Regions from separate parts of the Homo sapiens genome. Here all the other regions are linked to region 3. A link is a loop called in an ENCODE intact Hi-C map of the cell type or tissue named here. Cell type or tissue: heart right ventricle. All regions are shown on one strand. Region 1 overlaps WFIKKN2 (WAP, follistatin/kazal, immunoglobulin, kunitz and netrin domain containing 2). Region 2 overlaps ABCC3 (ATP binding cassette subfamily C member 3). Region 3 overlaps RSAD1 (radical S-adenosyl methionine domain containing 1). Region 4 holds the start of EPN3 (epsin 3). Region 5 overlaps CACNA1G (calcium voltage-gated channel subunit alpha1 G). Region 6 overlaps EPN3 (epsin 3). Region 7 overlaps ABCC3 (ATP binding cassette subfamily C member 3).

The links. Hi-C counts contacts between places; a loop is a spot of excess contacts. Peaks named below come from ENCODE experiments on the same cell type or tissue, not always from the same donor. Only the 100,000 strongest peaks of a DNase experiment are listed, where the experiment ranks them.
Region 1: it touches region 3 in a loop (7-fold over the local background); 28 of 110 quality-filtered maps call a loop at or near these places.
Region 2: a loop joins it to region 3, with 4 times the contacts of the local background. A loop is called at or near these places in 76 of 110 quality-filtered maps.
Region 4: it touches region 3 in a loop (4-fold over the local background); 91 of 110 quality-filtered maps call a loop at or near these places.
Region 5: it touches region 3 in a loop (4-fold over the local background); 73 of 110 quality-filtered maps call a loop at or near these places.
Region 6: it touches region 3 in a loop (7-fold over the local background); 91 of 110 quality-filtered maps call a loop at or near these places.
Region 7: a loop joins it to region 3, with 2.4 times the contacts of the local background. A loop is called at or near these places in 56 of 110 quality-filtered maps.

Annotation. Positions count from the first base shown.
Region 1 is chr17:50,839,657-50,843,656 of GRCh38, forward strand. It overlaps WFIKKN2 (WAP, follistatin/kazal, immunoglobulin, kunitz and netrin domain containing 2), which reads left to right. Exons shown (of 2, transcript NM_175575.6): 2 at 1-2,697. The coding sequence ends at 1,363. Among named protein-coding and RNA genes, the nearest start is that of WFIKKN2, 6.1 kb to the left of the region's middle. In heart right ventricle, a CTCF peak has its summit at 2,409 (motif pointing left); DNase peaks (open chromatin) are centred at 975, 1,815 and 2,405.
Region 2 is chr17:50,637,532-50,641,531 of GRCh38, forward strand. The region is part of intron 1 of ABCC3 (ATP binding cassette subfamily C member 3); the gene reads left to right. Among named protein-coding and RNA genes, the nearest start is that of ABCC3, 4.7 kb to the left of the region's middle. RefSeq lists enhancers at 1,100-2,299, 2,749-3,519, 3,197-3,491. In heart right ventricle, no CTCF peak of the experiment used is centred here; DNase peaks (open chromatin) are centred at 1,656, 1,950 and 3,378.
Region 3 is chr17:50,480,709-50,484,708 of GRCh38, forward strand. It overlaps RSAD1 (radical S-adenosyl methionine domain containing 1), which reads left to right. Exons shown (of 9, transcript NM_018346.3): 4 at 1,383-1,748; 5 at 1,935-1,998; 6 at 2,632-2,779; 7 at 2,998-3,052; 8 at 3,734-3,837. Among named protein-coding and RNA genes, the nearest start is that of RSAD1, 3.8 kb to the left of the region's middle. RefSeq lists an enhancer at 1,800-2,094. In heart right ventricle, a CTCF peak has its summit at 1,936 (motif pointing right); a DNase peak (open chromatin) is centred at 1,973; H3K27ac peaks cover 3,021 bases.
Region 4 is chr17:50,532,002-50,536,001 of GRCh38, forward strand. It overlaps EPN3 (epsin 3), which reads left to right and starts at 734. Exons shown (of 10, transcript NM_017957.3): 1 at 734-984. RefSeq lists enhancers at 1,600-2,276, 2,277-2,953. In heart right ventricle, a CTCF peak has its summit at 2,457; a DNase peak (open chromatin) is centred at 2,030; H3K4me3 peaks cover 2,636 bases; H3K27ac peaks cover 2,407 bases; H3K27me3 peaks cover 1,256 bases.
Region 5 is chr17:50,611,748-50,615,747 of GRCh38, forward strand. CACNA1G (calcium voltage-gated channel subunit alpha1 G) reads left to right here. Exons shown (of 38, transcript NM_018896.5): 27 at 3,614-3,765. Among named protein-coding and RNA genes, the nearest start is that of ABCC3, 21 kb to the right of the region's middle. In heart right ventricle, CTCF peaks have their summits at 2,030 and 2,234; no DNase peak of the experiment used is centred here.
Region 6 is chr17:50,539,571-50,543,570 of GRCh38, forward strand. EPN3 (epsin 3) reads left to right here. Exons shown (of 10, transcript NM_017957.3): 6 at 677-764; 7 at 1,223-1,492; 8 at 1,659-1,763; 9 at 1,894-2,124; 10 at 2,274-4,000. The coding sequence ends at 2,587. Among named protein-coding and RNA genes, the nearest start is that of SPATA20, 5.6 kb to the right of the region's middle. RefSeq lists a silencer at 2,310-2,749 and an enhancer at 3,486-3,986. In heart right ventricle, CTCF peaks have their summits at 2,384 and 2,590; a DNase peak (open chromatin) is centred at 2,621; H3K4me3 peaks cover 1,710 bases; H3K27ac peaks cover 1,339 bases.
Region 7 is chr17:50,679,009-50,683,008 of GRCh38, forward strand. ABCC3 (ATP binding cassette subfamily C member 3) reads left to right here. Exons shown (of 31, transcript NM_003786.4): 26 at 790-891. Among named protein-coding and RNA genes, the nearest start is that of ANKRD40, 27 kb to the right of the region's middle. In heart right ventricle, a CTCF peak has its summit at 2,478 (motif pointing left); a DNase peak (open chromatin) is centred at 2,493.

The DNA.
Region 1 (4,000 bases), 360 kb after region 3:
TGACATCTGGGATGGCCAGCCCGTGTGTAAGTGCAAAGACCGCTGTGAGAAGGAGCCCAGCTTTACCTGCGCCTCGGACGGCCTCACCTACTATAACCGCTGCTACATGGATGCCGAGGCCTGCTCCAAAGGCATCACACTGGCCGTTGTAACCTGCCGCTATCACTTCACCTGGCCCAACACCAGCCCCCCACCACCTGAGACCACCATGCACCCCACCACAGCCTCCCCAGAGACCCCTGAGCTGGACATGGCGGCCCCTGCGCTGCTCAACAACCCTGTGCACCAGTCGGTCACCATGGGTGAGACAGTGAGCTTCCTCTGTGATGTGGTGGGCCGGCCCCGGCCTGAGATCACCTGGGAGAAGCAGTTGGAGGATCGGGAGAATGTGGTCATGCGGCCCAACCATGTGCGTGGCAACGTGGTGGTCACCAACATTGCCCAGCTGGTCATCTATAACGCCCAGCTGCAGGATGCTGGGATCTACACCTGCACGGCCCGGAACGTGGCTGGGGTCCTGAGGGCTGATTTCCCGCTGTCGGTGGTCAGGGGTCATCAGGCTGCAGCCACCTCAGAGAGCAGCCCCAATGGCACGGCTTTCCCGGCGGCCGAGTGCCTGAAGCCCCCAGACAGTGAGGACTGTGGCGAAGAGCAGACCCGCTGGCACTTCGATGCCCAGGCCAACAACTGCCTGACCTTCACCTTCGGCCACTGCCACCGTAACCTCAACCACTTTGAGACCTATGAGGCCTGCATGCTGGCCTGCATGAGCGGGCCGCTGGCCGCGTGCAGCCTGCCCGCCCTGCAGGGGCCCTGCAAAGCCTACGCGCCTCGCTGGGCTTACAACAGCCAGACGGGCCAGTGCCAGTCCTTTGTCTATGGTGGCTGCGAGGGCAATGGCAACAACTTTGAGAGCCGTGAGGCCTGTGAGGAGTCGTGCCCCTTCCCCAGGGGGAACCAGCGCTGTCGGGCCTGCAAGCCTCGGCAGAAGCTCGTTACCAGCTTCTGTCGCAGCGACTTTGTCATCCTGGGCCGAGTCTCTGAGCTGACCGAGGAGCCTGACTCGGGCCGCGCCCTGGTGACTGTGGATGAGGTCCTAAAGGATGAGAAAATGGGCCTCAAGTTCCTGGGCCAGGAGCCATTGGAGGTCACTCTGCTTCACGTGGACTGGGCATGCCCCTGCCCCAACGTGACCGTGAGCGAGATGCCGCTCATCATCATGGGGGAGGTGGACGGCGGCATGGCCATGCTGCGCCCCGATAGCTTTGTGGGCGCATCGAGTGCCCGCCGGGTCAGGAAGCTTCGTGAGGTCATGCACAAGAAGACCTGTGACGTCCTCAAGGAGTTTCTTGGCTTGCACTGAAGCCCCCCACCCCTCCCTGCCCCCTCCCTGGCCTTCTTCCACCTATCCACCCCAATGCCTCTCAGCAAACTGGGCGAGGTCAGATTAGACAGGCTTGGGACAGCAGGGAAACATCAACCGACGTGTCACAGAAAAAGCCACAGAAGGTCTCAGATCAGCATCTATTCTTTGGGTTCAATAAGGGGTTCATATCTTTTTTAGCTGAGGGGGACAAGAGGAGAAGTCAGTGGACACATGGAAGTTACTCGTGACCACCAGCTTGCTCAGATATTCTCCTCCTCCCCTCACTGGCCCCACACCCCTGGCTCTCCCAGTCACCCTCCCCTAGCCAGTCTCCCAGCAAGGGTTTAAGAGATGGCCGCTGTGTGCTGGTCACAGGAAGTGTTGAATGGATTGGCTTGCAAAGGGGGTAGGTGGGGAGAGATAGGAGGGCCCAGGGACTCATGGGACACCTTTCCCACAGCCTCCTCGATTGCTGTGAGCAGAGGCCACTCGGAGTTAGGGGCATGGGCAATAGCAAGCTGGCGGCAGAGTCCAGCCCAGCATATGACTTGCCCTGAATGGAAGCTGCTGAAACGGGTGCCTTTGGGTGGTGGTCGGCTTGCCTCTGAGGCCACCACGGCACCAGCAGAATACGTATTTCTTCTCCTTGGCTGCACTGGTTTGTCGATCTAGTTCAGTTCAACTCAGTGGATGTTCTCTGAATGCTTACTGGGTGCCAGGACCACAGAGAGATGTTAGTCACTGCCCAGTTCTTAGAGCCCCAACACAGATACCCTCATCCCAGGGCCCCCAGACACACCCCTCCGCTGGACTCACAACTGTCTGGAGTTTCTGTCTGATGGATGGTGTGCTTTCATATGCCACTGGCTTCCTTGGACATAGATCAGACAAAAGCCCCGGGATCTGTTTGGTAGCAGGAGAAATGAAGGAAGATGAAAAAGCAGGCAGGGAAGGGGGTAGTAAAGGACTGAGAGAGGAGGGAGGTGGCTGGAGAAGGAAAAGGAACATTGCTCGATGCTCCCATCTGGTGGCGGCCTCAGGAACCCACGGGAACCTGGAAGGAGGCTCTTTGTGAGACCTGGGCAAAGGATGGGGCAGCTCGTCGATGATTTTTTTGTGTTTCCAGGCTTCCTGTGTGATCCTGGCCCTCCGGCCGCTAGAGAGAGGATTGGGAAACCCCACTGTCAGCTCTGCATCTGCCCCCACTACCCTCCTCTGCCCTATTCTGTCCCTGCCCCTCCAAGCTGAAGAAGGTCCTTGTGGGGCGTCCTCATTTCTTCCTCAAATATAAGGAGGAAGATACCAATTAAAAGCTCATAGTATCAACTGCCCTTCTTGTGTGATTCGTTTGGGTTATGATGGGGGAGGGAGGGAGGTGGGTAGTGTCATTTGCTTTGGTGACCTTACAAGAGGGAAGTCTGGCCACTGGGAGCATCTTTGGGGGATGGAGAGATGCTGGTAATATGTGGGCCCCTTTTGCAGCTCCAAGGCCCCTTAACTGATGCTCAGCTCAGCTCCGTGAGTTAAGCTGAGGTCAGAGAGGTGAGGTGACTTGCCAAGAACACAAAGGCAGGAAGGGGTGGGTGGCCCAGCCCAGGTGTTCTGATCTGTAACCTGCTCTCACCCCAGCGTGACAGCACAGTTGGTCAGGTGCAGTGTCCAGACCCTTCCACCAATGGTGTCAAGTTCAGAGGCAAGAAGGTGGAGGAGATGGGAACGGAGCAGGCAAGGACAGCTGCCAGCTGTGACTCACTAGGGGGCCTCTAGGTGAGGCCTGGTCCCAGGAAGACTGTGTCAAAGCCCTAGGTAAGGTCAGGGTGTGGGGCTTGGTTCCCAGAATGGGGACAGCAGTGCCTTTGGCCCCAGGAAGGCCCACAGCAGCTCCCGAGGCATGGAGACGTGTTCAGCCATGGCACACCCCACAGCCTGTTTGTCCCCAAGAGACACCACTTCCCTGCACAGTTGCCTGTGTTTTCCCGGGCCCCAACCCAAAAGAAGAATCCAGGCCCAGCCTAGCCTGGCCCAGCCCATCTCATCTGCAATAAGGGCGTGAGGAGGAGGTCGGGAGCAGGAAGAACAGAGGCAGAGGATCCAGGGTTTCTCAAGTTGACATCGGGAGAACACTGAGCACAAAACTTAGCCACCAAAGTGGTGTGAGCAGCAGCCACGGGTCCCCACCCTGCTCAGGTCAGGTAACCAAGGAGGGTGAGGATGGTCTCACCCTGTCCTCAGAGGCCCAGGGACATTCTGTGCACCTGCTTCCAGCTCGAGCTCTAGCACATTACCATGCAAGCTGTGGGGGCAATTGTCCACATGCCAGCACCTGTCACCTCCCTTTTCAACCCCATTTGCACAGATACGGGACCTGAACGTGCGGCTGGGCCGGGACAGCAGGGCCCCCAGTCGCACGTCTGCTTCCCTGATGAAGGTGTGAGGTTCAGGAAAATCCCACTGTGGGGCTCCCTCTCACCAGACCACTGCCCACATACAGCCCCAGACCTGGGATCCCTGTCACACTCCAGCCCCACCTGGCAGAGCGAGAAAACTCAGCCCGTGAAGTCAGACTTGCCTAGGTCTGAATCTGGGCTCTGCTGCTTACCTGCAATCTCTCTGAGTCTCTGTTTCCTCATCTGT
Region 2 (4,000 bases), 160 kb after region 3:
CGGAAGTACCTGAACTAGGAGTGAAAATGCAAGGAGGGGGTGGGGTGTTCAGGCCCCTCTGGGCCGCTCATTTAATCTACCAAGATGCTCAGTAGCTCATCCTTATAGCTTCAGTTTCTCCACCAGTGGAATGGGAAATAACCCAACCCCTACCCACCTCACAAGATTTTTCTGATCAAATGAGACAGGGAATGTGGAATGATTTTAAGAACTAAGAAGTTTTCTATGGGTGGCAAGTTCTGACATTCCCCGGAAGAGGGAGGAGAAAGAAAAATGGGGTTAGAAGAAAATGTCAGACGTGGGAAGACCTGCAGGGAAAGAGCTGGTAGGGCTGTCGGGCCAGTGGCTCCCATTTCAGCTGTTTGCTGGGGAGCTGGGAGCTGTTCCTGGCTCAGTCTGAGGGTAGGAGACTGGAGAGGACCATGCCCCTTGGGACATGTGTACACACATCTGTGTACTCACACACCACCTGCCAGGTGAATGATTTGTGTGAATCCTTCTCTCTCTCACCCATATCGACTTTGAAGCAGGTTACCAACTTCCCTGAATGTGCCTTGGGAGTTTTTGTGGAAATAAATTCCAAAAGAGTGAACTGTGTAATTAAACCACCTCACTACTCAGGAGGCCAGAGGTGCCTCAGAACAAGGGAGGAGGTGGGATCCTCTGCCTGCAGGATTCCTCTCTGTTCTGAACCACAGAGGTTGGGAGCACCTGGGTGGTGAAGGGAGTATGTGGAGGAAGGGCCTGGAGGTATTTACCCCCCGCCAGATAAACACCTGTTGGCAGAATTAGCCTTGATCTGACAGCCCCAGGAAGCTTAGAAATCTGAAGATCCTGACCATGAAAGCCATCCAAAGATGGCAAGGACCGCCTGAGAAGTAGTGAGCTCCCTGTCACTGGGGGGTATGTAAGGACATGGTTAGTGACTGCTTGGCGGAGATGCTGGAGAGAGGATTCAAGCCAGGAAAGAAGGTGGGGTCCTGAGATTCTGTGACTGGGTAGAGGGAAGATGCGGCCAGTGGGGATTCATTAGTTCCTCCTCTGAGATTTCTGGACTCCTCCTTCCCTGGCTCTCTCCCTGCTCTACATACGGAATTTGCCTAGAAGCAGCTCTTGGTAGAGGCCTCTGGGTCTCCCCTTGGTTAGGCCCACATGGGAAAGGTGACCTCATTGTTCCCTTAGCTGTTTACCCATCCTAGGGAGGGGCAGATCCCTGGTCCCTTGGAGGCTCAGCTCCCTGTGTCTCCTGCTCTGTTTTAGCTAGCCCCAATTCTGCTATTCACCAGCTGTGTGACTTTGGGCAAATGACTCACCTTCTCTGGGCTCCAGCAGGGCTGAGGTGGGCTCTGGGGCCTGCTTCAGGTCTGGAGTTGCCCAATTTTGGAAGGATGAGCCTTGGGCTTGGGGGCGAAGGCTATGCATGATTAGGGCCCTTCAAAGCTTAGAGCTCCTGGGTATCAGGGTCTCCTCTGCCTTCTTAGTAGGCAGCCACAAAAATGTATGAGTAATGGGCAAGGCTCCTATGCCAATGTATTTTGACTCACAAATGAAGACAGTGTCCTGCACATCCATGGGGAAGCTGAGTGGGAGGTAGACACTCCTCCGCTTAGCAGACACCATAGCTCACCCTCCCCTCAGGAACCCAGTCCTCCCTGCAAGGCCAGAGCTCCCGGGGCTCCTTTCCTCCATCTCAGCTGCTGCAAGCAAACCCAGTGCTGGATGGCTTTGACCTCTGAGCTCTTGGCTTCTGGCTACGGCATTTCATTGCTTGTGGCCTCAGGCTGGCTTCTCCTCAATCCTGCTGTTCCCCCACTTCACCTGGGCCTTAGGTCCCTGAGGGCCAGAGAGATACGGGGAAGGAAGTGAGTCAGGGAAGTGGCATTCAGGAGGGAGCTTTGCCAAGCCCGCCTGTAGTCCCCAGACAGGGAAATGGTCTTGAAACACTGGGCAGGCTTCCAGGGAGGAAGGACTTGGCAGGGATGACCAGCTGAGCCACCCCGGAGTAGGGCCAGAGCACCCGGACTGTATTCAGTCCTCTCCATTGGGGCAGGATCCCTGGGGAGTTGGGGGTGAAATGAGACCTGGTATGCCATTGCTGGGGTGGCTGGGCCCCTCCCCTTCCCGAACTGAAGTTGTTTCTGTTTCTGGTACTGCGGTGCAGTGGTTGGGGCTGGCAGGGGGCAGGGTGGGATAGTGAATGAGAGCCTAACTCTAGGCTTGGATTTTGGATTTCTCCTTTTTTTTTTTTTTGTGACAGAGTCTTGCTCTGTCGCCCAGGCTGAAGTGCAGTAGCACAATCTCAACTCACTGCAACCTCCACCTCCCAGGTTCAAGCAATCCTCCTGCCTCAGCCTCCCAAGTAGCTGGGATTACAGGTGCACACCACCATGCCCGGCTAATTTTTGTATTTTTAGTAGAGACGGGGTTTCACCATGATGGCCAGGCTGGTCTCAAATTCCTGACCTCAAGTCATCTGCCCACCTCAGCCTCCTAAAGTGCTGGGATTACAGGCGTGAGCCACCGCATTCAGCCAGATTTCTCCTAACTGGATATTCAGGTTTCTAGTCAGGGGCTCCCAGAACCCCAGCTAGGCCACTACCCAGGTGTTAGCCGCTCTGCTCCCTCAGCTCTGTGAGAATAATTGCAAAAAGCAGGTGATATGAGAATGGGCTGCATGGCTGAAAGGTGATCTGGGTGCAAGTGCTCTATCCCCAGGGTGGGACATCATGCCGGAGTCCTACCAGGTGTACAGGAAACACTAATCCTGTGGGAAGGAGCTGGGCCCTGGAACAAAACTCTCTGGGTCTAATCCCAGCATCAGCCCTGGGTGTCAGCTGTCATGAGCGTGAAATGATCATCCTGGCCCACAGCAGGAGCTCAGTGAACCAAAGCCCCTTCCAGAAGCACATTGGCCAGTTGAGCCCGTGAGCCATCCCTGCAAGGGGCCAGCAGGCGCAGCACAACCAGTTTTTGTTTGTTTGTTTGTTGTGTTGTGTTGTGTTTTTGAGAAGGAGTCTCGCTCTGCCACCCTGGCTGGAGTGCAGTGGCGTGATCTCAGCTCACTGCAACCTCCGCCTCCCAGGTTCAAACAATTATCCTGCCTCAGCCTCCTGAGTAGCTGGGATTACAGGCATGCGCCACCATGCCTAGATAATTTTTTTAAATATTTTTAGTAGAGACAGCGTTTCGTCATGTTGGCCAGGCTGGTCGCAGACTCCTGACCTCAGGGGACCCACCCTCCTCGGCCTCCCAAAGTGCTGGGATTACAGCACAGCCAGTTTTTGACCCCTGCCCCCAGGCCTTCCAAAGGCTGAGGGAGGGTGAGTGGGGATCAGCACGTGTCCTTGCTCTCTCCACGCCTTCATTGCTGCTGAGTCAATGGTCTTGTCTGTTCATCCCTTCCCTATCTGGGACTTCAGGAGCTGCCCTGCAGTGGTGGCTTCCTTCTCCAGTACCACACAGGAATAGGGAAGTAATGACTCTTCTCATGACAGAGACTGTCAACAGGCCTGGGGCCCCCAGGGCTTGGGAAGTCCCTGGCAAAGCTGGGGCAGAGGGCTCCGGGGTCCTCACCCCCCGCCCCCATCGCCTGTATGAGTCTGCAGTGATTTCAGCTTCAGTGACCATGAAGTCTGCCATGAGGGGGCCTCTGCCACGTGGTCCATTCTGGATGTGGGACCTTACCCCTTATCAGCCCCATCCAGCTGTTTAATCGCATTATTAAGGAAGCTGTTGTTGCTGTGGAAACTGTGTGGGTGATGGTGGGGGAGGGGGCTGTGGGCTCAGCTCTCACCTCCCAGCAGTGCTCTTCAGAGCGGGAATGAGAGGAGAGCCTTGAGTAGGGATCGTCATCCTGCCCTGCAGGGATTCAGGGAGTGTTACAGGGTCCAGGGAATAACCTTCACTGGCCCTGTCCTCACCTTCATTTTACACATAACTGAGTTGGAGACCCTTCTGGGTGCCAAGAACTGTGGCCTTGGTACCAGGGAGAGAACACTGT
Region 3 (4,000 bases):
AAGGTTTTTAAGTAGGGAGAAACCTAGTCGTCTCAGGTTGACCTCCGATATTTCCGTAGGACTTCCGGGTTGTGGGCTTTGTTCTGATGGAATATGCTGACAGAAACACATCACTTCTAAGATATTCTTACCCCAAAGCGCATATCTTGAATCTAATTGTCAGGAAACCCTGAATTAAGAGATTTTTACAAAATTATTGTGGTAAGAACAGACAGCATGAGATCTACCGTCTTAACAAGTTTTTAAATGTACATACAGCACTGTTAACTATAAGCACAGTGTTATACAGCCAATCTGTAGAAATTATTCATTTTAAATAATTCATTTAAATAATTATAATTCGTAAATAATAATAATTTATTTAAATTCATTAAATTATTCATTTTAAACAACTGGCCTGTATTCTTCAAAAATGCCAGTGTCATGAGAGACAAAGAAAGGCTGAGAATCTAAAGGAGACAGAAGAGACAGCTGAATACAATGTGTGGCCCCTGACTGGGGAGGAAGGAGGAAATTACTACAGTAGATGTTATTGGGACCATTAGCCAAATTTGAATATGACAATGTATTATGTAATGGTGTTGTGTCAGTGTTGCATTTCCTGAACTCTGTAATTGGATTGCAGTTATGTAAGAGAATGTCCTTGTTCTTTAGGAAATACACACCTAAGTATTTAGAGGTTAGGGAGTATAATATCTATAACTGCTATTCAATATAGTGGCCACTAGCCACAGACTAGTGAGCATTTGAAATGTGGTAAGTTAAGTTTAATTCACTTAAATTTAAATAACCACATGTGGCTACTACCTATCATATTGGACAGTACAGATATGAACATTTCCACCATTGTAGAAAGTTCTTTTGGACAGTGCTGGTTTATAATTTACTGTTAAATGATTCAGCATAATAACAGGTATGTATGTTTAAAGAGAAACAAATATGGACAAATGGTGAATCAAGATGAAGGTTTTTTTTGTGATTTTCTTTCAACTTTTCTATAGGTTAGAATTATTTAAAATTGAAAAGTAAAGTAAATAAAGACTTGATTTTGGAGTCAGACAGTCCTAAATTCCAGGTCGAACTTTGCAACTGTATGGCCTGGACAAGTTACTTAACACCTCTGAACCTCAGTTTTCTCATCTGTAAAATAGAACTAATATTGGAGGGTTACAAAGATTAAATTAGACACTACATAAAGGTGCTTGGCACATAGCGACCCTTCTGTGAATGGCAGCTCTTGGTGCCAGCTTGACCTTCCCCCTCCTGCCTTCCAGCTGCCTGCCACGTGCTGCGTTCTCCCTGTATCTGTGTCTACAATGGGGAGGAGGGTTCTTGTCTCTCTCTGAGCTGCTGGTATGCTTACACCCACCCTCTTTTCCCAGTCCCTAGATGACACTGAGCTCCGGCTGTTGGGACGGACGCACTCGGCCTGCGATGCTCTGCGGACGCTGGCAGAGGCCCGGCGCCTCTTTCCCGGGCGCGTGTCTGTAGACTTGATGCTGGGGCTGCCGGCACAGCAGGTGGGGCCGTGGCTTGGGCAGCTGCAGGAACTGCTGCACCACTGTGATGACCACCTCTCCCTCTACCAGCTGTCCCTGGAGCGGGGCACCGCACTCTTCGCCCAGGTGCAGCGGGGTGCCCTTCCAGCCCCTGACCCGGAGCTCGCAGCTGAGATGTACCAGAGGGGCCGGGCTGTCCTTCGGGAGGCTGGCTTCCACCAGTATGAGGTCTCCAACTTTGCCCGGAATGTAAGTTCTGGGGCTGATGGCTGGAGGTGGAGGATGGGCAGACTGCAGTGTGACCAGGGCGTTGTGACCTTCTGAAGAGAAGGATCCTGGCCGAGATGGTGGGACATTCTAACCTGGGGCCCCTTACCTGAGTCTAAAAATGAGGCCTGCCCTCTTCACTCTGCACTATTTCCTCCCTCCCCGCAGGGGGCGCTCAGTACCCACAATTGGACTTACTGGCAGTGTGGTCAGTACCTTGGCGTTGGGCCTGGTGAGTCCCGTGAACTACAGAAAGGGTGACTCAGGAGAGGAATGTCGTGGCTGTGTGAACTTGGGCCACATTAACCTCTCCAAGCCTCTATTTTCTCATATGTAAAATGTGGCAAAAAATAATACCTCCCTATAGAACTGTTGAGCATGAATTATAAGGGGCTTAATGTTGCACCTTGCACTAGGGTTCTCAGCCTTTAGTGTGTATGAGAATCTCCTGGAGGGCTTGTTAAAACCCAAGCTGCTGGGCCCCACCCTCAGAATTCCCAATTGGACAGGGCTAGAGGAGAGCCCAAGAATTTATATGTCTTGGCATTTTGGGATAGATGATTAAAAAAAAAAGAAAAAGAAAAAAGGGCCTGGTGTCATGTGCCTCTAATCTGAGCTACTTGGGAAGCTGAGGTGGAAAGATCGTTTGACCCCAGGCGTCCAAGACCAGCCTGGGCAGTATAGTGAGACACCACCTCAAAAAAAAAAAAAAAAAAAAGAAAGAAAGAAAGAAAGAAAAGAAAAGAAAAATAATTTATATTTCCAGTATGTTAGAGGCAGTTGCTCCAGGGACCACATGATTTAAATCTGGTAAACACATAGTATTAACAGCCATTAATGTGGGGATGGTTGTTGATGTTGTCAGGGGCCCATGGACGATTTATGCCCCAGGGGGCTGGAGGCCACACCCGGGAGGCTCGGATCCAGACACTGGAGCCTGACAACTGGATGAAGGAGGTGATGCTGTTTGGCCATGGCACCCGGAAGCGTGTCCCCCTGGGCAGGCTGGAGCTGTGAGCATCCAAGGGCACAGGGCTCTCCTCCAGGATCCCCACACCCCAAGACCATGTCTATTTGTATATCTTTTATTTCCTGTCTTGTCCTGGCCCCTGCCTTGCCACATACTGTATGGTCCCTGTTAGCCTCCTCTAAATGCATCCCAGTGTAGAATTTGGAGAATGGGAGGAGCACAGGCCTCCTCTCTAAGACTCCTTGGTGATTTTTCTTTGAGGCTGGAGGAAGTTTTGGCCCTGGGGCTACGCACCGATGTGGGGATCACTCACCAGGTAAGGAGTTAGGATTCTTGCACACCACTCCCTCCTAAAGTCTTGCAGAATCAATGCCCCCTCCCTGCCACCCCCCCCACACACATATACCTCCAATTTCTGTGAGATTGGCAGCTAGAAGTGGGGCCCAGGTCCAGCTGAGGCCTGATGGGCAGAAGCAGTGAGCAGTGGTGCATAGCTAAGAACCCTAGACCAGGGCTGCAGAGACCCAAGTTCCAGCCCTCATTTTACTGCAACCTTGGACACAAATCCTTTCACCTCTCTTAACCTCAATTTTCTGAGCTCTGTGAAGCAATAGATAGATAAAGGGTTTCCACTTGTTTTTAGGGAGCACTGAAACCTCTCATAGGAAGCACAGTAGATAATTATCAAGCAAATCCAGAGCTGCTCTGGATAAAGCAGAGCCATAAAGCCCTGGCTAGAGCTGGCTGAGAGGGGAGGGAAGAGAGGAGGCATAGAGGAAGGCCTGGCTTGGCTGGAAGCTGGGTTCCAGTCTCAGTGGAATAGGAGTGAAGCTGCCCTCCTCCCTGCTGGCCCATTGGCCTGGTTCTGCTTTCATGCATGTCAGCTGCTGAGATCTCCATGCTGAACTGGACCCTCCCCCACCTCTCACCATACCCCAACTATGTGGCCCAGAGTAGCCAGGCCAGCTCCCCACCTCTGACCCTCTGGCTTCCCCAGCACTGGCAGCAGTTTGAGCCCCAGCTGACCCTGTGGGATGTGTTTGGAGCGAACAAGGAGGTGCAGGAGCTGCTGGAGCGGGGCCTACTGCAGCTGGATCACAGGTGTGTTGGGGGGTGCCGGGCAGAGGGGGCTGAGGCATACCAGGGAGCCCTGACTACAGCTCTCCACAGACCCAGGAGAAGTGAGAAAGACTGACTGGTAAGGCGGGACCTGCGGGTGCTGGGAGCTCGGCCCTGCTGGGTGATGGGCTTGAAATTGGTAAGA
Region 4 (4,000 bases), 51 kb after region 3:
TCTCAAACTATCTGGCCTTGAGCCATCTTTCTGCCTTAAAAACAGCTGCTGATCTTCATGCTACCTCCCTTGCTCAGGGGAACATGAAACAGGCTAGAAATGGCTCTCAGAAAAAAAGGTATTGTCAGCTCAAACTCAGGCCCCTCATTGTCTTCTGTCAGTCATAACCATTTGGGGCTGGGCTCCCTGTGTGAAGAGCACTCCAGGCTCCCAGAGTTTGAAGAACAACTTTGGTTTTTGGGTGGGTGGGCATCCTTAAGTGGGCCTCAGGCATCCTCCAGCTGAGATGCAGGAGGGGGAGGATGGACAGAAGGATCTGACTCCGTGTGGGAAAGGCAGGGAGGGGGCTGTGCTGGAGTCCTGATGCTCTCCTCCCCAAGAAGACGAGAAGACGGGGGCTCCACCAAAGAGCCAGCCCCAGGGAATGTCCCTGCCCTCTCCTTTAATGTCCTCCCGGCCCAGAGGAGGAAGGGGAGGGGTGTGGTGGGGGTGTTGGAGCCCCCCTCCTTTCCTGTTGAAGAGGCAGGGGAAGGGTTAACTCAAAGCAGAGGGGATCAGGTCGCCAGCACTGGCTCCAGATGTGCACTTCCTGGGGGCGGCCAACAGGCAGGCCCCCCACCTCTCAATGCACCACTTGCCTGGCCAGCAGGAAGGGGTTAACCTGCCCTGCACTTCCTCCTGTGTCCTGTTACTGCTGAGGCAGACCTGCCGGGCCAGCTGAGCAACTTTCCTCGGAGTGCTGCCTGGCGCTGGCTAGGAGGCAAACGCACGCGGGAAGAGCTGCTACCCATTCCAGGGACCCTGCCGCTGCCCCTCTGAGGGGTCTGCACCTCCTGGGAGCAGGTGGGTCTCTGGGACGAGGGTCCATGGTGGATGGCTCTGGAGACGCTCCCGAGGCTGTGCCGTCCCGCTGCTGCACAGGTCGGAGGGTCACCGCAGAGGCTACTCGGGCTGGGGCTGGGGCCGAGGGAGCCCGCACTGGAGGTAAGCTTCCTCCCTGGCCCCCTCCCTGGCAGTGGCGGCATGGAAGGCGGGGGTTGGTGGGGAGCAAACAGTGGTTCTGGGGCTTAGTCTCTTTTCCAGGTGCGAGGGAGAAGGCTGAGCTGTAGAGGACCTAAAGGCTTCTTTCCTGCCACCCCTCCCTCCCTGCCGCCCCCAAAAAGGGACTCAGGGCCCCCTCCCCAACCATCCTGGGACTTAGCATCTTTGGTGGCATCTTAGCATCTTTGGTGGCATTCCCCACAGACTCCTTCTGCACATCTCTGCTGTTTCCTCTTCTTCAGCCCCTCATGCACACCTCTAGCCTCAGGGCAGTCCCCCCTCCCCCATCTTCTGTGCTCCCGGGATGCAGCTATTACAGTGGCCAGAAGCTTAGAGTTCAAGCTCACCCCCTGTCCCTTACAGCATCAAGAAGGGCACTGTCATTCCCCACTGCTCAGGCTGGATCTGACTTGGAGGCAGGGGCTGGAGCCCACCTTAGCAGAGGACGGGAAGAGGGTGTGGGCTGGGCTGGTGGGTGCACAGACTTTACGCAAACTCATGCACGTGTGACTGGACAGATCTGGGTTCTCTCCATCTCTCCGAAACCCTTGCTGGGGATGAGCGATCTGCATTTTTCGGTCCTGACTTTTGGGAAACTCTCCAGATCCCCCCATCCTGCAGGCCCTGAGAAGAGCAGCCCCTCCCTACTGCGCAGTTCTCCTTGGGACCCTGTATGCAGGAGAGAGCTGATACTCCGTGCCCCGTGGCCCATCCCACCGCCTGCTGGCCCTGCTCCCATCCCCTCAGCTTCCTCCCTCCTCTGCCCTCTCGTCATCTCTGAATTCTCAGGCCCTGCCCTCTCTGTGCCCTTCCCTCCACCTGACAGGGTCTGGCTCAAGGTCACTGCAGTAATTCCATACCCAGCTGCCCAGGGCTGCTGCTGCTACCGCCACCGCCTTATCGGCCGCTGGGTTTCTGTTACACTCCCTTTTATTTCTGGGCATATCGTGTTCGATAAAACCCTTTGCTTGTAACACTGCTGGCAGCGCTCCCAGCTGCTCCCTCCCGCGTTCCCGCGTTCCTTCCTTTCCTCCTCCCTTCTCTGCGCTTGGGCAGGCTTCTTCCTTTCCTCCTCCCTTCTCTGCGCTTGGGCAGGCTTCTTCCTTTCCTCCTCCCTTCTCTGTGCTTGGGCAGCCTCACCTTGTCCCCTCAAACTCCAGAGAAGGAAAATCAAGGTGCCTCCCCATGTTTCTGGCCCCGCCCTTCCCCCCAGCCCCTGCAGGGGTGTGCAGAGAATGCCCACCTTCTGTGAGAAAGGTCCAGGCAGGGCCGCTGGGCCCACACCGAGAGTCCCCTCCCAGAGGCTGGTGCCCCCACACAGGCCAGGCCGGAGGGCCAGGGCAGCCAGGTCCAGGTAGGGCTCTGGTGCAGTCACAGTGCCCGACTGGTTCTGCTAGTTCCAGCGGCCAGCCGGTAGGGGCGTGTGCTGGGCGGGCTTTGGTGCACATTATTTCCCATCTTGACTCTGCCACCCCCAGCCACGGGTTGGGGAGGTGAAGGCAGGTCTGAGTCACTAGCAAGGGGGAGGGCAGGAGTTAAACAAGTTGTGGCCGTGGCATTCCCACAGAAGGCCCACGACCCGCTGGAAGGAAAGAGATAGCAGACAAAAGGTAGGCTGCGCTGTGGGCCAGGCACTCTCCACCTCGCCCACTCCCACGGTATCTTATTCTCTGGGCCCCCAACAAAACCTGCCAAGGCATGTTTTCAAAGCGTGGGGCTGCTTTGAACTGAGCCCAGCACTGGCGGGGCTGGGGTGGAAGGAGCGTGGAATCGGGTGCGAGAGGACAGTCTCCTTCAGATTCCTGCTTCTGGCAGCCTGGGGACCAGTTGGGGCACGGGCTGGGATGGAGGGTGGAGCCGAAAGGTGTTTGGTGGGTGGGGGACAGTTCACGGGTGAAGTGGAGGCTCTGCAGGCCCAGACAGTGTGTGTGTGCATGCACACACCAGTGCTAGTGTGGGAGGAATGGTGGTGGTCAGGGAATTCCTCTTTTGGTTTCTGAAAGGGCCTTTGGGAGGACCTTGGGCCTGGAGTTGTATTCAGCAGATAGCCTGGACCTGTGGCTACTGGGGGGAATTGGGCTGGCCCAGCTCTTCTCCCTGCTGGGGTACCAGAGGTCCACTATGTGTCCAGCGTTTTGGGGCTTTGGAGAACCCAGACTGTTCCTACTCTCAGGGAGCTTCCATTCTAGCTGAGAAGGTGGGACTGAGACAGTAAAGCAATCCGATGAAATAATGACCAAACTGGGTAACACTGACAATAAGAATTGGATTAGTCTTCTGGAGTCCTGGATGGTAGTCCAGGCTCTGCCACTTACGTGCCATATGATGCAGGCAGGTCCCATCCCCTCTCTGGCCTCAACACTTCCATGTGTACGTGGGGGTGGCATGCAGGAGTGTTGGCAGTGGCCAGAACTCTGAGGGGCAGTCTTCCTCAAACGATACTTGCTCTCTTGCCTTCTGGCCCAGGTCATAGCATTTCTTCTGAGCCGCCCTCCCCTGACTTGCTGGTTCACTCCTCCTTACTCTTCCCTTGTGATCTTGGATCTCAGCTCTGTCACCACCTCCTCTAGGAAGTCTCCCCTGATTTTCCTGGCTTGGGTCTTCCTGTGCGGCTCTGCACTCCCACACTGGACTGTGATTTTCTGTACCCTCTCAACTGAACGTGGGTGGACCAAGGCGTGTGTTCTGTGCCTGGCATGGTGCCTGGCTCAGAAAAGGCCTCCGGGAAATAGGTGTTGAATGCATCAAACTACAAAAATTAACAATATGAGAAAAGTGAGCTGAGGAGCTAGGAAGGATAGGTCTTAAGCTAGATCTCAGCAGAAACAGAGGCAGTGGCCGAGCAGAAGCAAGGCAAGCGGGCATTCCTGGAATCCTGTTAGCGTTCCCCCATGAGGCCATGCACTCTTAGGTGGGGCTTCCTGGGGTCATCTTGGTTCCCCATGCAGCAGCTCTGTGA
Region 5 (4,000 bases), 130 kb after region 3:
GCACAGGGCTAGCCCACAGAGACTTTTCCACCTTGGGTGTTATCCCAGAAATCAACACATGCAGACTCTCATGGCTCCTAAGACGTGACTCACCCACTCAGTGCTAAACACTCTCGTGACCCTTGCACTGCACTCCCATTCCGGGTACCTTCTGCTGTGCTCCTGAAGTGGATAGACCCCACTGTATCCTGGGGTGGCACACGCAGGCATGTACACCAGTTACCTTCCCTGGCTGTTGGTGAGGACTCAGAGACCCCGAACAAGGGCTCAGGTCATCCCATATCCCACTTCCTAGGACCTGGAGTTCTGCGTGGCCTATGCCAGAGCTTTTCAAACTTCCATGTGCATAAGAATCACCTGGAAAGCATAAACACAGATTCCTGGGGCTTACCCCAGAGGTTCTCCTACAGCAGTGCAGATGCACTGATCTACCCACCAGGGTGATGGGGACAGAGTCAAACGCAGTCCAGGGCTGCTGAGAATCAAACACGTGCACCGCACCTCCCTGCTAGCACTCCTGTCCTGGTGCTGCTCCCAGCAGGGGCGGGAGAGCCAGACCCTAGGGAAAGGCAGAAGAGCGGAGCCTGTGATTATCTGGGGAATGGGCCTGACCAGAAGCCTGGGTCCACCCCGGCTTCCCAGATGGAGGGAGGGACCGGGGCTGCTGGGTCATCAGGCTGCCCCACGGGACGGCTAAGCCTCCAACACCAGCTCCACTCTCCTTGGCCACCTGTGGCGTCGACCTTCACTCACTCACCCTCTTTCCTTCCACCAGGCCGGGACCCAGTGATCAGGCCTGGCCACGGCAGCTGAAGGTGTGGCCTCTGCCGTGGGGGGCCTGTGTCCTTGGGAGTGACCCCTGTCTTCTGCCTACTCATTGCCACTCCCCTTTGCAAACCCTCCGCCCTGGCCATGCCTTGGGCTCCCTGTGACTCCTACTAACTCACTGCCTGTTGCCTTGCGGCCCTCCTTCTGTACCCTTCCTCCCTCCCTGCCCCGAAGTGGGGACCTGGGCTGCCCTAGATATGCCCTTCCCCCCACTGTCTGACTCTGGTATTTTCTCCACCTAAGGCAGCTCATCCTGGTGGGAGGCAGGGAGGTGGTGCCACAGCTACCAATGCATCAGTGACCACAGGTCCAGGCTCCTCCTGGACTATGGTTGGAGCTCTCAAAGCAGCAGGCTTGCCCAAGGCTCCTCCCAGGGGCTTTCTATTTCTTCTCCACACCTGGGTGCTTGCCTGCAGAGCCGAGGTCCAGAGAGCAGCAAAGGAGGGTGGCATCGCCAGGCCCCAACTTTGGAGGCCTTTGGGCAGACCATCCAGGGGTGTCCTCTGGGCCAAGGCCTCAAAGCCTTGTGTCTGTACCCACCTGGCAACTGGCGAGGGACTCGGGCTGGAAGTTCGGGTCCAGCTCGGTCATGCCTCGTAGCTAGCTGAATGAGTCACTTTTTGCCTGGCTTCATTCTCTCCCTCTGAAAAACAAAGGGGTTGCCCGAGGAGATGCTGATCAGATTGGCCTGGTACTCTTTGGACCTGTGCTCTAATGGGGGATTTCTGGCAGCCTCAGCACCTGCCGTCTGGGGTAGGGGCCAGGGTGGAGGGGTGTTTGTACAGACCTCAGGGGCCGGGACCTGTCTATAAGCAGATGCCCTGCCTCAGTCCTCCTGCCCCGCCTTCCTTCTGGGCCTCTTGGAGGAGGGTCCCGGCTGAATTGAAGCCCACCCACCCCACAGACTCCTAGTGCAAGGCCAGAGTTGGTGGGAGCAGCTGCTCCGTTTGGCCTGGAACTGCCTACAGAGTCAGGCTGGGGTGACGGGGAGAGGAGGGCAACTCTCCCAGCCTCTCCTCTACATTGTCTCAGCTAATAATGGGGCTAATAAGGAGCCGCTTTTTCTAACCTAATTGTATTCAAACATTTTAGTTAATTCTCCATTCATATTTTAGCATAATGGGATCGGGTGCTCTCGGCATTTATGGAGATTAATGCAGAGAAAATGTTCCGGCTGCTCAGGCAATGCAGGGCGACTAGCGCCCTCTGGTTCTTGTGGTACTCAAGGAAGGAAGGAAGAGGCCCGGCCCACCCGGCCCACCCTCCACCATCGCGGTGTGGATGACCCGTAGCCTCCTGTCCTCCCTTGCCCCAGGCTCTCCAGCCCCACACTCTTGGGGCTCTGTTCTCGAACAAACAGAGCCACAGTTGGCTGGCCGATCTCTGAAAACAGGAAGATGGCCTCATGCATGCCTAAGGCGCAGCAGAGTGCCGGGGACTGTCTGCTCCGTGGTCATCCACACCTCAAGGCCGATGCTGGAGAGTGGCCAGGTGGGCCAGGAGCATGGCAGCCCACGAGGCTGGATGTGCAATACCTGGGTGCTCTTCTTCCTTCAGCCTCGGGTGGGGGCCCACCCCAGGCCGCTCCTTGCCTCAGTTTACCTCTCTGTTCAATGGTCCTGTGCATGGGAAAGGACAGTTACATCTGAGCTGGCCTGGGCCCAAAGCTTCCTGCTGCCCCTAAGCCAGCTACCCCCTGGCTCAGGCCTCAGAGGCGGCAGCCCTCACTGGCTGGCTTCCCCCTAGACCTCCTGAGACGGGGAAGGGCTGTCTGGGACCTGAGGCTGCCACACACCTCCCCGTGAAAAGCCTCTTCCTTCTCTGTGGCTTCGTGGGAGACCAATCTGTCAACTTCCTCCCAAGAACATGTGCCCCAAGTTGGCCTGGCCCTTCCTCAGCACCTGGAAGAGGGCCCCCCTGAAATCTCCTGCCCCCAGATTTATTCTGCCTCCTTGGCAGCCCAACCTTCTGGCTCTGTGATTTTCATAACTAAGTGGTTCACTAATTACGAGAGAAATATTATGCCTCTGACAGATCTCAGACAGTGCTTCCAGCCCAGCCTGCAGTCTAAGGCTGCCCAAACACCCAGGAGCAGGCTGGGCAGTGCCTCATTAGAAACTGGGTGAGTCCAACAGGTGGGGCCCTCCCAGCTTGAGTCTGGGATGGAGCAGAGCCCCAAGGCCTCCCCTCTTGCTCTCACTGACATGAGGGTACAGGAGGCCCAGGCCCCGCCTTCTGGAGGCCCTCTGGGTGGGTCAGTGCAGCCAGCCAAGAAGATGTCCAATTTCCAATCTCCGGTTTTATCTCCAAATCCCAGCTCTGTGTAATCTCCTCTGCTCCCCCGAGGGGCTGAGCTTGGTGAAGGAGCAAAAGCCTTTGCCTCCCCGTTGATGGCGCGTCCTCTGAGCCTGAGGAGACCAGTTGTTTTTCATCGTATCGATCTGGCCTTGCTGCGGAACACTGAGTCGAGGGTGTTATGAGGGGCTGGTGGATTTTGGAGGCTGCCTAGGGGAGGGGGCTCACCTGGCGTCTAATGTAGGTGGGGGGCTCTGCATGTCCTGATCCATCCTGCCCTCAACTGCAGCCAGTACAACAGATGCTTGGAGGGGGACACGCCCAGACGGCTGCCCCCACCAAGGGGCAGCGTGGGGAGGGCGAGGATGGTGATGATTATGGAATGTTTCAGTTCTGGCGTTAGAGGCTGGTGGCTGTGAGGGACTGGGGGTGGAGGGGTGCGGGGGGCAGGGGCCTGACGCTTGCTCTGCTCTTCCCCCTGCCCCATCAGAAGCCCAGTGCAAACCTTACTACTCCGACTACTCCCGCTTCCGGCTCCTCGTCCACCACTTGTGCACCAGCCACTACCTGGACCTCTTCATCACAGGTGTCATCGGGCTGAACGTGGTCACCATGGCCATGGAGCACTACCAGCAGCCCCAGGTAGGAGCGAGTGGACCAGCCATCTGGCCCCCCCACCTCCAGCTGAGGAACCTCTGGGCAAGGTTAACACAGCCTGAGCCAGGGTACCTCTGTGCCAAGCAAGTGCTAGGCACACTACATGGGTTCCTCTTGTGCCCCTTGGAGGTGGGTATCATCTTTGTTTTATAGATGAGGACACTGAGGCTCAGAGATGTTAGTTGATGTGGCCAAGGTCACACAGAAAGGGAGTGGAGGA
Region 6 (4,000 bases), 59 kb after region 3:
TGACTTGGGGCATGTCACTGTCATGGCCTCAGTTTCCCCTTCTGCACAGTGTGCTTATTGGATAGTTCCAGCTCTGACATGCTAGGATTATGTGATACTGTCAATCAAGACTAGGGTTGGCCTAAGCACATGGTGCTGAAAACACCTCGGGCTCATGGACATATTTTCTCCGCATGGGGAGTGGGCAGCTGCTGAGTGCAAGGCTGCCCTCCAAAGCTGTCCATGCCACGCCCGGGTGCTGTGGTCTCCTTTCCGTCCATGTTCACTGTGGCCAGTTTCTCTTGGACACTGACCTAGGGAGGTAGGCTGGTTGAAAAACATCTGCCTTTGGCCTTCCTGCCCCTTTCTGCTGGCCTGGATTCTATCCCAGCTCTGCCTCTCCCTGGCTGTGTGACTTCAGGCAAACCCATTCCACCCTCTGTGCGCTGGCTGGCTCATCCATAAAATGGGTACATCATCTGCCCTACCTACCTCACAGGGTTGTTATGAAAATCAGGTACTCTGTGGATGAAGAAACATTATAAACTGTAAAGCACTGTGCAGAGGTGAGGGATCATGAATAGGTATCTGTGGAATGAATAAAGAGAATGAACTGGCATTAGCCTGACAGGTCAGGGCCTGCCCTCCCTCCAGGCCCCGCCCACTTCTGAGCCGCGGCTGCCTCTCCCCTCCACAGTCCTCCATCCTGGACTTGGCTGACATCTTCGTACCTGCCCTGGCCCCGCCCTCCACACACTGCTCTGCTGACCCATGGGACATCCCAGGTGGGCATGCAGGGCTGCAAGAGACTTCCAGGCTGGCCCAAGAGCCTCCTCCTTCCCAGCCACTTGCTGGGCCAAGCACCTCCTCCCAAAATCTGAGTGTCACCGGGCAAGTCACTCACCACCTTGAGCCTCCGCCGCCTGTGGGACAGGCTTTCGTAGTGAGGGCTATGGAGAATGTCTGAAGGGCCCAGCTCCTAGGAAACGCAGCAAAATGTTCTCTCGCTGCACTCACTTGCTCAGCACGCCTGGGAAGGTGGCCTGAGTCGCCCACACCTGCAGGTCCCAGTTCCTGGGGTCACTTGTCAAATAGGGGCTCCAGCCTGCTGGGTGGTCCTGAGGCTGCAGGCCATCTGTGACATGGATCTTCTGCCTCCCAACTTGGGCTGGGTAACTGGGAAGGGCCCTGGGCGAGGGATAAGGGTGGGCCTGGGATCATGTCTATGCTGTTCCCATTTCAGGTTTTAGGCCGAACACAGAGGCCAGTGGATCCTCCTGGGGGCCTTCTGCAGACCCCTGGTCTCCGATCCCCTCAGGAACCGTCCTGTCCCGAAGCCAGCCCTGGGATCTGACTCCCATGCTCTCCTCCTCTGAGCCCTGGGGCAGGACCCCAGTGCTGCCTGCTGGGCCCCCCACCACAGACCCCTGGGCCCTGAACTCTCCCCACCACAAACTCCCCAGCACTGGGGCTGACCCTTGGGGAGCCTCCCTGGAGACCTCCGACACACCTGGTAAGAAGAGGGCCAGAGAGTGTGAGTGAGGAGCTGGGGGACTTCCAGGCAGGGCCAAGGGGCAGCAGATACTGTTTGTGTTAGGAGGACAGCTTCTCTGGAAAGGGGTCAGACCAACACCTGCCCTTTTTGTCAACCCATCTCCTCTTCCTCTCTCTCTTCCGAGGTGGTGCCTCGACCTTTGACCCATTTGCCAAACCTCCAGAATCCACAGAGACCAAGGAGGGGCTGGAGCAGGCCCTGCCCTCTGGGAAGCCCAGCAGCCCTGTGGGTGAGCAGGGCAAGGGGATGGTGAGGCTCTGGGGAATGAGGGGCCCACCCCGAGCAGCCTCTGTCCTCTTCCTCCCACGTCGGGCGCCAATCCCTTTCCCCACCAATTAGCTCTAGCATTTCTATTCCAGAGCTGGACCTGTTTGGAGACCCCAGCCCCAGTTCCAAGCAAAATGGCACGAAGGAGCCAGATGCCCTGGACCTGGGCATACTAGGGGAAGCACTAACCCAGCCAAGCAAAGAGGCCCGAGCTTGCCGGACTCCCGAGTCCTTCCTGGGTCCCTCAGCTTCCTCCTTGGTCAACCTTGACTCGTTGGTCAAGGCACCCCAGGTTGCAAAGACCCGGAACCCCTTCCTGACAGGTAAGATATGCCCTTGTCCCTCAACCCAGGGGCTCCTGCTTTCAGAGCCTAGCCTCCGCCGGAGGAGCCCACTCTTCTTCCCAACTTCCACGACCTCCCGGTGTAGGGCTCTGAACCCCGGGTCACTCAAAGCCACTCTCGTTCTGCAGGTCTCAGCGCTCCGTCCCCCACCAACCCGTTCGGCGCGGGCGAGCCGGGCAGGCCGACGCTAAACCAGATGCGCACCGGCTCGCCGGCGCTGGGCCTGGCAGGCGGGCCTGTGGGGGCGCCCCTGGGCTCCATGACCTACAGCGCCTCTCTGCCCCTCCCGCTCAGCAGCGTGCCAGCTGGCTTGACCCTCCCCGCCTCGGTTAGCGTCTTCCCGCAGGCCGGAGCCTTCGCACCGCAGCCGCTGCTGCCCACGCCGAGCTCAGCCGGGCCGCGGCCCCCGCCCCCGCAGACCGGCACCAACCCCTTCCTCTGAGCCCCGCCCCGTCCCATACCGGCCTGCGCCTGCGCCGGACGCTCCGCGGCCCCGCCTCCGGACCCGGGGCTGGGCGGGGCGCCGGTGCTAGTGGAACGCCGAGCCAGTGGCGGCTGGTATCCCGCGGCGGCTCTGGAAGCTGGACGCGGACCACGGCCCGGGAGCTAGAAACTGAACGCCCGCATAATAAAGACTGGAACCCTCGTTCTCAGCTCTCACCAAGTGGACTTTTTGCGGGGTGTGGCGGCCGGGTCTCGACCACAGCGTGGATCACCGGCTGTTTAGGAAACTGCAGCTGCACAACGTGGGGTGCAAAACTGCCCCGCTTCCTTTACAGCTCTTCTCAACCCTCACCTCCATCCCCCGTCACCCAGGCACCTTCGCTTCCAGATGCTGCCAGGCTGTCACTCAATTCGGTCATTTCATTCATTTATCACACATGGGCACTGGGGTTGGGCTAACAGCAAGAGACAATAGGCCTTTGTTCCTATTTATTGGGTACTGCTTACGTGCTAAGCAGATCAGTTTATTTAATGCTTGCAACGACTCTCTGAGGTAGAAAATATTGTTAATTCCGTTCAGGATCCCGGCTACATAATCTGTGGGGCTCAATACAAAATAAAAATGTAGGGGCTCCTTGTTCAAAATCGTATGAAGAATTTCAAAACAGGGACAACAGAGCATGAAACCAAGCGCAAAGCCCACTGCAGTGCGATTGCACAGGTATCTCACCTTGCAGCCGGCACTACTCCCATTTTTCAGGCAAGGAAACCGTGGCTCAGAGAGGTTGAATGGCATGCTCAAAGTCACAAAGCTGGCATGGGGCGGGGCTGGAACTCAAGAGTCAGACAGTCTGGCTCCAAGGCCTGGAGATCCCAGGCTGGGCCCCAGATTTAATTCAGCAAATATTGACTGACTGCTGTGGACAAAGTGCTGGGCTCACCTTGGAGGGATCCAACCTCCAGGAGCTCGAGCGCAGCAGGGTAGACAAGCCAGGGGCACGTGATGCGGCTGTGGCAGAAGCCAAGTGCAGGAGCTCCCAGGCTCCTTTGTTTTACTGAGTCACCTTAAATGTAACTCTGCCCTCTCCCTTGCTTCGCCAAGGCTAGCGAGAAACTCAGTCTTAGCCACACAGGAGGAATCGGACCCCTTCTGGGGGTTTATGTGGAGTCTGGGAAACCAAGGGTGGGGTGAGGCCTGGTACTCAATCCAGGAGGGGCCCCTATGACCACCCTCGCCTGTTTTTCTTCTCAATGCTCCCTGATCACTGGACCACTGGACACTGATGTGTCCTCAGTGCTTGGGGTCTGGCTCTGCAGGCAGCCTGCAGCCAGCCTCCATCCCCCTTTCAGGGACAAATGGCCTTCCACCAGAGTCGGTGAGTGGAGAGGCACAATGCCACTCCCCTTCCTG
Region 7 (4,000 bases), 200 kb after region 3:
AATTTCTCTTGTCTCTGGGCAAGTTGTAGGCTCATGTGACAGGTCAGGACAGTGTAGGGCTGGCATACCGCTCGCTCACGTTCACATGCTTGCAGAGAACGTACACAGACGAGGTGACTGAAGCCTGGTCTGCAGGTCAGGCAGGTCATCCTGATGCCAGCTTGTACTGTCAAAGAGTCACCTAACTGCAAACGGAATTTTTGTAAAGCAGATCACATTGTTAATACCTCAGGTGGCTCAAACCTTGAACGCGTTGGCAAACAAAAAACAATCCAGAAAGGTCAATTTTCACAAAGGTCAGTGTGCACATGAATCTACTTGTTAAAATGTACATTTTGATTCAGTAGACCTAGGATGGGGCTCAGGACTCTGCACTTTGATCAAGACTCCTTGGTACGCAAAGTGTGGCCCATGGGCCAGTTGCATCACCATCCTCTGGGAGCTTGTTAGAAATGAAGAATCTCAGGTTCCAAGTCCCACCTCAGACTACAGAATCCGGCGTTGCATTTTAACAAGATTCTCTGGGAAGTCTTATACATATTAAAGTTGGAGAAACAGAAACCAAGGCGAGGTGGTCCTTGGTTAAGTCTGCACTGTCACTGCCCAAGGGAGTCATTCGTGATTACAGCCCCAGCTGGCATGCCTGTGGGCTTGATCCAGGCCCACCTGGGTCATCCATGGGCTAGGATCCCATGGATGGGCACATGATCCAGGAGTCTGAACTCCTCCCAAAGCCATTACGGTGGGGAGGGGAGATCGCCATACGTATAACCCAGTCCCTTTGGCCAGGTGACATTTGCTCTGAACTGGATGATACGAATGATGTCAGATTTGGAATCTAACATCGTGGCTGTGGAGAGGGTCAAGGAGTACTCCAAGACAGAGACAGAGGTGGGTACTGGCATGAGCCCGGGACAGGGGGAATCTGAAGTAGCTGGGGAAGAAAGCTTGGTGGCTCTCTCTCCCTCAACATCAGGGCCTGCCACGTATGGGGCTCTTCATTCATTTACCCATTCACTCCTTACTGAGCATCAACCAATGCTCTATGCTAGGAGGTGTAGAGAGATCAGAGTTGAGCAAGACGGTGTTTGCCCTTAGGTGATTCTGATTTGGTGGGAGGGGTAAGACCTATTGCAGGGCTTTGCAGTGGATGACCAGATCTCTGGCGTGGTGCACCTGGAGAGGGCAGATGAGGGAGATCCTTCAGCTGGGGTGACCAGGGGAGACGAGCTTAGATGAGAAGGATGGACAGGCTTTGATAGACTAAGTAAGATGGTGGGGTGGGCAGTGGGAAGGTGAGCATTCCAGCCAAAGAGACCAGCCTGGGCAAAGGAGTGGAGGTGGGGCAGCATGCCCTTTGTTGGGGAAAAGGAGTTGTTCCCTACTGGGGGTTCCAGACTTTTCTCCACCGCCCCCTCTCATGGTCACACCTTAGCCCTCTTCATGCCCAGAAGCTGCAGCATCAGTGTCAAGCATCCCATCTTTGGCCCACGCTCCTATCCTGCTCGCTCTCATGCTCCAAGTCCCCCACTGTCACAGCAGTCTGCCTTCACTGGGACTCCCAATCCCATGACCCCCCTTTGTGTCTCTGTCCATCAGCTTCTCTGCCTTCACCTCCCTCCCCGGCCAGCCTAGAGTCTATGCTCCACCAACACAAACGCTCTCACCTGCCTTGCCCTTCTCTTTCTTCTCTCTCAGTTGTACTCACCTCCAAAACCCACCCCAGCTGAGCCCACCAATCTGCCTTCTTCATGCCTGCACTGAGCACTTAAAACCTTGCAGGAGGCGGGGCACAGTGACTCATGCCTGTAATCCCAGCACTTTGGGAGGCCAAGGTGGGTGGATCTCTTGAGGTCGGGAGTTCAAAACCAGCCTGGCCAACATGGTGAAACCCCATCTCTACTAAAAATACAAAAAAATAGCTGGGCGTGGTGGTGCACACCTGTATTCCCAGCTACTTGGGAGTCCAAGGCAGGAGAATCGCTTGAACCCAGGCGGTGGAGGTTGCAGTGAGCCGAGATTGCGCCACTGCACCCCAGCCTGGATAACAGAGTGAGACTCTGTCTAAAAAAAAAAAAAGCTTGCAGGAGAAAAATCACTGAGTTGACAAGTTTATAACCACACACCACGGCTGCATGTTCCTGCTTTGCTTCCCCAAGAAGCCCATGTTCTCACGTTCAGAAAGAATTCTGTTGAATAATCTCTGTCCTCAAACCCCACATCTCCCTCCTGCTCAGCCATCGACCTTGCCTGACACCTCCATAAAAAGTAGGTTCTAAGACGTGAACTCCCTCAACCTTCCTGCCTCTCAGTCTTTAAACCCGCCTGTGTCTCCTTCACCGTTGTCTCCTTTTCACTTTTAGCAGGAATCATCCCTTTCTGTTTCAAAGCCCAGCCCCTCCATTTCTTCTCATGGCCGCTTGAGGACCTGGCTTCCTCAGTCCCGCCCTCCATCTCCTGTCATTCTTGCTCCCTCTGTTGGACGCTTCCCATCCACATGCAAAAATATTCCATCACATCTTCCATTCCAGACACACACGCAAACCCTCCCCCCTGCACTCCACTGCCCCATTTCTCTGCTCTCCTCTGTCATGAAGCATGGTTTAAAGTATGGTCTCTACAAGCTGCATCCGCTTCCTCATCAGCCTTGATGTCATCTGCCTCCTGCAGTCCTCTTTCTGGCCCTCGCTCCACGGAGACAGCTCACCAGTGACCTTCCTGGTTCCAAATCCAGGGGACGCTTTTCTGTTCTCGTCTAATTCAACCTCTTAGCAACGTCCCAATAAAATGACCTCTCCCTTCTTCTTGGAGTCCTCGTGGATTCCGTGGCCTGCATTGCACCCGCCAGTCCACCTGCCTGACCCCAGCCTGGCTTCCCCAGGCATCACCCTCTGGCCCCTCACCCCTCACTGTCTGGGAGCTTCCAGTTCCCCTGCTTCATGTCTAGCAGCCCAGTTCCTGCATGGATACCCATGCTCCTGTCTCTGTATCCTATAAATGTCTGCCCTCAACCCCACGGCCCGTTCTCTGACGCCTCCTTGAGAGACCAATCTGTGCCTGCTGCTCTGCTTTTTCACCTCTGGCCGCGTGGTTTCTCCTGCCTCGAAGCAGGGCTGGCTCCACAGGAATAGTCACAGCGTCCCCACTCCCGGAAGAACTGCGCGTTTAGAGTAATGCTCTGCCGTCAGTGCCTTGACATTCTCCATCATTCTTCAACAAGAAGCCTCAGGTTTTCATTTTGCACTGGGCCTCCCAAATTATGTAGCCAATCCTATCTCAAAGCCACCATCATCTTATGCCCTGCCAGTCTATTCTGCTTGTAGCTGCCAAGAGATTTAAAAAAAAAAAAAAAAAAAATCAAATCACGTCATTCCTCTGTGTACAGCCCTCTAATGGCTTTGCATCTTAATCAGAGTTAAAAAAAAAAAAAGTCCTTAAAATGGCCTGCAAGGCCCTACATGATGGAGCCACCATTACCTCAGCCTCTTACCTCTTGCCTTTGCCAGTGTGCTCCAGAACACACCTAGAGCCATTTATGCCTGCTGTTCCCTCTGCCTGGCATGCCCTCCCTCCAGATATCCACTTGGCTTGTTCCCTCACCTCCTTCGGGTCTTTACTAAAGTCTGCCTCCTCCAGGAAGCCTTCCCTGACCACCCTGTATAAAGCAGCAACACTAAGCACTTCTTGGCCCCAGCACTCATCACTTCTTGCGTTGTATAGATTTGCTTATCTGTTGATTATATGCCTCCCTCTACTAGAACATAAATCTCACGAGGGTGAGGACTGTTTCAATGGGGTACCATTGTGTCCCCACTGCCTGGCACTGGGCTGCCACCCAGTAACAATGAATGGGTAAAGGTAATGAGAGGGGGAGTTAGGGCAGGCAGGGAGGGCACTTCAAGGAATATAAGGTGTGGCACAGTGGCTCACACCTGTATTCCCAGGACTTTGGGAATCCTCCTAGGCAGGAGGATCCCTGGAGGCTAGGAGTTCGAGACCA